Linked DNA regions of Homo sapiens: region 2 is linked to region 1. A link is an interaction called in ENCODE POLR2A ChIA-PET data of the cell type or tissue named here. Cell type or tissue: K562. All regions are shown on one strand. Each heading gives the region's core, and the rest is flanking DNA. Links, peaks and the distances in the headings are about the cores only.

Region 1 (2,895 bases), core at 227-2,726:
GTGAGCCACCACACCTGGCCTTTTTTTTTTCTTTTTTTTTTTTTATGCAGGGTTTCATCCTGTTGCCTAGGCTGGAGTGCAGTGCCTGGATCATAACTCTGGATCATCACTGAAACCTGAAACTCCTGGGCTCAAGCGATCCTCCCATCTCAGCCTCCCAAGTAGCTGGGACTACAGGCCTGCACCACCATGCCTGGCTAATTTTTAATTTTTTTTTTTTAGAGATGAGGCCTCACTATGTTGCCCAGGCTGGTATCCAGGTCCTGGCATCAAGTAATCCTCTCACCTTAGCTTCCCAAAGTGCTGGCTGGGATCACAGGTGTGAGCCACCATGCCTGGCCTTGTCTCTGTTTTATAGACGAGGAAACTGTGGCACAAAGAGCTTAAATAACCTGCCCAGGTCACGCAGTAAGTGAGAGAGATGGGGTTAGAGCCTCGTCTCACCCCTTCCATCCAGAGTGGGACAGGGAATTGTCCTCCTGCATCAGGACTGAGGGCCTCGTCCCTCAAGGGCAGAGGCCCCGGGACCACGGTGCAAGTCCCAGACCCTCTTTCCGGCCTGCTTTCTAGAGCATTGAGCTGGGGCGCTGCGTGGTTTCCTCAAACCACTGACATCTGCCACTCCCCACAGGCTCATCCACCTGCAGACATGGGGCGCAGAAAGTCAAAACGAAAGCCGCCTCCCAAGAAGAAGATGACAGGCACCCTCGAGACCCAGTTCACCTGCCCCTTCTGCAACCACGAGAAATCCTGTGATGTGAAAATGTGAGTGGGGAACAGGGCAAGGGATCCAGCCTCCCCACTGCCTCTTCCCCGCTGTTCTCCATCCTGCCCCTTGCCTCCCTTGGTGAAGGCGTCATCACCCACAGGCCCAGGACGCATTGCTCACCAGTCCCTTCTCTTGGTCTGTTTCAGGGACCGTGCCCGCAACACCGGAGTCATCTCTTGTACCGTGTGCCTAGAGGAATTCCAGACGCCCATAACGTGTATCCTTGGAAACCTGGGCTTTTTCCAGAGGGTGGGGAGGGGGCTGGAGTCCGGACCCTGCTCATCTGGCCCACTGTGTGCCCTGGTGCAGGGCCAAAGCCGTCCAGAGGAACAGGTGCCACCTAGTGATTTCTGTGGGGTGAGAAGATGCAGGGCAGGGTTCCAATGCCAATGATCGCCCTTGACCTAAGTGGCCCAGATCTGTCAGAACCCGTGGATGTGTACAGTGATTGGATAGACGCCTGCGAGGCGGCCAATCAGTAGCGACACAGAGGACCCGCCCCCTGAGCAGCCCCGCGTACTGTGGATCCAGCTGTTCGGTTCTGGTCCAGAGACATTCCAGGGGTCCAGGGTGTGGGTCCTGGGCTGTCACAGCCGTGTGTGTGTGTGTGTGTGTGTGTGTGTGTGTGTGTGTGTGTGTGTGTGTAGTGGGTGTGCGTGTGGGTGTGGGTGTGAGTGAGTGTGGGTGTGTGTGGCTGCACGTGTCACTGGGGTGGCCGTGAGTGTGTGCTCACAGGTACGCGGTGGTGTCGGGTTCCTGGGCCTGAGGGGCCTGAACTGATCTCACTTGGCTCCGAAAGCCTTTGCTGTGTTCCCTGCAGCCCCTGGCCCCCCAGCCTTGGGGCTCTGGCTCCCCCCGGCGGAATTGGGGGACTGTTTCCTGACATCCTGGACAAGGGAAGCCCACTAGAGGCTGGAACAGGACCTCTCCAGCCTCCTCACCAGCACCGTGCCCATCTCAACTGGACTTCCCGCTCTCCTTCTCCACCTTCTAGTGCCCGTGGCCGGGGATTCAAAGCCGCCGTTCCCCAGGTCCCTGGGCTGGGCCCTGACAGGGAGCCGCCCCCCTCCCCATGGTAACCAGGAAGCCCGTTTCATGTTCAGTTGCTTTTGTAGAGGAAGCAAGGGCTGGGATGGGGACAGCTGTCAATCACAAGCCCTTAAATAAAGCAGCCAGCGCACATCCCTTGCTGTCCGTGATGTCTTGGGTTCTGCGTCTGCCTGGTCACCAGAAGAAGGAGAGGGGACCTGAGGCTCTGACGTTCGGGAGGTGGCCTGGTGGCCCATGTGACCAGCCCTTCAAACCACCCAGCGTTTTATTCAGTCAGTAAGCATTCAGGGTGGTGGAGCAGGCAGACATCTGGCCAGGTGTTTACAGCAGTCACAATAGGAAATGGGGGAGGTGAGACAGAACAGGTGGTCAGAGGAGGCTTCTGGGAGGGGCAGGCTGAGACAGTGACACCGTAGGGCCACCTCTAGCCAGACGCTGACCTCTGGCCTTCCTGCGTCGCCCCAGTGTCCTGACAGCCACTTTGTGGGGCAGGTGCCAAGCTAACCCCAAGTTCAAAGATGAGGAAACAGAGGCTAGAGGTGAAGGAGGTCACTGGCCCAAGACCCTACAGCCAGAAAGTGGCACAGGGGGGATTTGAACCCAGGAAACGAGGCTCCACAGCTTACAGTCTGACTTCTTGTGAGCCCAGAGTCCAGGCTGAGGGAACAGCTTACAGGCCGTTCTGGAGGTAGTGAGTGGAAGAGGGACACGGGAGGGAAACATGAAAGGGGCCTTTATTCAAGGGTGGTGAGGACTCTCAGAAGGCTGGTGTTGGGGCGGGATGTGTGTGGCCGATGGGGAGCACCTGAGGGCTGATGTCCCCTTAGCTGGTCGCACCGGTGACAAGGACCACAACACCCAGCAACCTGGGGCAGTGCCAGACCCTCCACCTGGCCTCATGAGCCCGGGTGGCAGGTGACCTGTGCTTCAGAGTCCTCGTTGCTACAGTGCAGGGGATGAAAGCACCTTCTTCCCGGAGCCATGCTGAGGATGGAAGTGCCAGGCATGGTTTGAGCGGCTCTGGGGCCCACCCAGGGCACTGACGGATGTGAACAGCGGGGGGAGACATTGAGCTG
Region 2 (2,895 bases), core at 396-2,895, 100 kb after region 1:
TCAGCCTCTTGAGCAGCTGGAACTACAGGCACCTACCACCACACCCAGCTAATTTTTTTGTATTTTTAGTAGAGATGGGGTTTTACACCATGTTGGTCAGGCTGGTCTCAACCTCCTGACCTCAAGTGATCCGCCCACCTCAGCCTCCCAAAGTGCTGGGATTACAGATGTGAGCCACGACGCCTGGCCTATTTAGTTTCAAAAGTAAAAAAATCTTTTTTTAAAAAGCAGGGGATGGCCAGACATGGTAGCTCAAGCCTGTAATCCCAGCACTTTGGGAGGCTGAGGAGGGCGGATCACGAGGTCAGGAGATCGAGACCAACCTGGTTAACACAGGGAAACCCCATCTCTACTAAAAATACAAAAAAATTAGCCAGGCGTGGTGGCGGCGCCTGTAGTCCCAATTACTCAGGAGGCTGAGGCAGGAGAATTGCTTGCACCCAGGAGGTGGAGGTTGCAGTGAGCCGAGATCGCGCCATTGCATTCCACATTCCAGCCTCGGCAACAAGAGTGAAACTCCATCCAAAAAAAAAAAGGCAGGAGATGGCCGGGTGTGGTGGCTCATGCCTGTAATCCCAGCACTTTGGGAGGCCAAGGCAGGTGGATCATCTGAGGTCAGGAGTTCGAGACCATCCAGGCCAACATGGTGAAACCCCATCTCTACTAAAAATTAGCCAGGCATGGTGGTGCACACCTGTAATCCCAGCTACTTGGGAGGCTGAGACAAGACAATTGTTTGAACCCGGGAGGTAGAGGTTGCAGTCAGCTGAGGTCGCATCACTGCACTCCAGCCTGGGCCAAAGAGTGAGACTCCACCTCAAAAAAACAAAACAAAAAAGCAGGGAACATGGGGACACAGGTTGATAGAGTGGCCATGTGGGTCCATCTTCCTCAGGGCCCGCCGCCTCCCCTTGCTGGGGCAGGCCGACGAGACTCCACCTCCCCGCCCACCTCTGCGCCCATCCAGCTAGAGCTCGTCATGGTCGTCTTCGGTGGGTGCTTCAGGCGGTGGCTCCGGGCAGGCGGCTGGCGTCATCAGCTCCATGAGGTACTCGCAGCGACTGGGCTCTGTGGTGCTGGTCACCATGGTCTCTTTCCCGCACAGGAGGCGCACCTGGGGATGGGCAGACGGGTGCTCGAGAGGGTTCGGCTGGGCCAGGCCTGGGTCTCCCCGCCCCAGCTCCCCTGCCTTGCAGGCACTCACGGTGGTGGAGCGGTTGGGGCCCTGCCAGCAGCCCGTGCCTTGCTCATACTTCATGGCACTGAACTTGTCGTGGTCGGGGCCAATCCATGAGCCCCAGGTGCTGTGAGAGACACAGGGTGCTGAGGGCTGGGCCGGTGTCGGGGCACCAGGAGGAGGCAGAGGGAAGGGGCCAGCCCAAGCCACTCACCCAAGGCTGGTGGGAGAGCCCCCGAGTTTGGGTTTCTGCGAGACAAGCTTGAAGGGGCAGAGGCGGTAGACGTATCTGTGGAGGACCGGGACATATGGGTTGGGGAACGCAGGGATTCCAGCCTCCTCCCACAGCCACCCCCCACCGCCTCCTCCAGTCCCCACACACAGGGTACCTCCAACTCCAATGACCAACCCTAAACCTGGCCCCTGGCTTCTGCTCCCCCTCAATATGGAAGGCAGCACTCTCGGGCCCCACCCGCAGATGGTTCCCCAACCATCAGGAAACTGCCGGTGCCACTTCCGGGGCCACCCGCCTCCCACCCTGCCAGTGGGGGCCCCTGCATTCCTGGGACGCACTCGTTGGTGGTGAGCTCGTAGCACTGGCTGTACAGGTAAGCAAACTCCCCGTTGGGGCCAAAGTCAAAAGAAATCTCTTGCTCCAGGTTCCTGGAAGGGGAGGCGGAGCGGTTAAGGGGCAGCTGGGGACGCCAGTGCCTGACCCAGGACGACAGACACAGGAGGGTCTGGCTGAGCAATGGTGCCCAGGCTGTCCTCCCTGCCACCTCCCAGGGACCCTCCCTGCAGGGACCAGGCCCAGCCTGTGGTTGCCTCAGTGATTCCCCATCACCAGCTCCCCTGGGAGTCAAGGAGCAGTCGCTGTGGGACAGGTGTCCCCGCTCCTCAGCCCCCGCTACCTGATGGACTCCTCCATGTCCTTCAGCGACCGCTCGGCCTCCTCGAACTTGTTGCGGGCCTCCTGGGCAGCTGGGAGAGGGGTTGGAGGTCAGAGATGTCCTCAACCCCATCCAGGAGGATGGGGAACGGGGTTCCATGGATGTGGCTGTGTGCTCCCATACCCTCATTTTGCTCTGGCCAAGGACTTCACCCCGACAGCCTTGAGGGCCTCACCAGCTATAGAGCAGCCCCGACTTGCTGCCCAGGCTCCCAGCTCCTGAGCGAGTGGGGCCAGGAGTGACACAAACAAGCTGCGGCCCTTGGGGAGGCAGAAGGGCCCCTTGGGGCTGGCGAGGGTGGGACTGGCTTACCCTAGGCCCCCTTCCTGGACTCCCCAAGATACTGGGGCTTGTGCTGGCCGAGTCAGAGCAGGGTCTAAGCTCAGGATCTTCCCTCGACCTGTGCCACCACGGCAGGAAACGCTGGGCCCACCCGAGGAGCCTGGCCCCCGCCCACCCTCACCATCGATGAAGGCCTGCGTCTGCTCGTCGTAGGGCGGCATTTTGTCTTCCTCAGCAGGGCTGGCCGGCTGCGGGGGTGACAGTGGCGGTGGGGCCTCCTGGGGCAGGGGCAGGGTCAGTGAGTAGCCCTTCCCCCACCCTCTCTGTCTCCACTTCTCCCCCAAACACGGACCTTGGGCTGCTCCCCCTGCACCTCGGAATCCTCCTCCTCCTCCTCTTCTTCAGCCTCTTCTTCCTCCTCCTCCTCCTCCTCCTCCTCCTCCTCTGTGGGCGACGAGGGCACTGGCGGCTGCTCCTCCTTGGGCT

Evidence for each region. Peaks named below come from ENCODE experiments on the same cell type or tissue, not always from the same donor. Only the 100,000 strongest peaks of a DNase experiment are listed, where the experiment ranks them.
Region 2: POLR2A ChIA-PET joins it to region 1 with 5 read pairs; 7 of 35 experiments call an interaction of 5 or more read pairs at or near these places.

The regions. Positions count from the first base shown.
Region 1 is chr19:11,552,102-11,554,996 of GRCh38, reverse strand. ELOF1 (elongation factor 1) reads left to right here. Exons shown (of 4, transcript NM_032377.4): 2 at 632-765; 3 at 916-986; 4 at 1,187-1,951. The coding sequence starts at 650. The coding sequence ends at 1,251. Among named protein-coding and RNA genes, the nearest start is that of ELOF1, 5.7 kb to the left of the region's middle. RefSeq lists enhancers at 372-571, 2,230-2,349, 2,769-2,895, 2,433-2,895. In K562, for the core only: no CTCF peak of the experiment used is centred there; a DNase peak (open chromatin) is centred at 1,229.
Region 2 is chr19:11,447,485-11,450,379 of GRCh38, reverse strand. PRKCSH (PRKCSH beta subunit of glucosidase II) reads right to left here. Exons shown (of 18, transcript NM_001289104.2): 11 at 2,762-2,895; 12 at 2,591-2,687; 13 at 2,089-2,158; 14 at 1,751-1,840; 15 at 1,392-1,466; 16 at 1,205-1,304; 17 at 952-1,114. The coding sequence ends at 968. Among named protein-coding and RNA genes, the nearest start is that of PRKCSH, 13 kb to the right of the region's middle. In K562, for the core only: no CTCF peak of the experiment used is centred there; no DNase peak of the experiment used is centred there.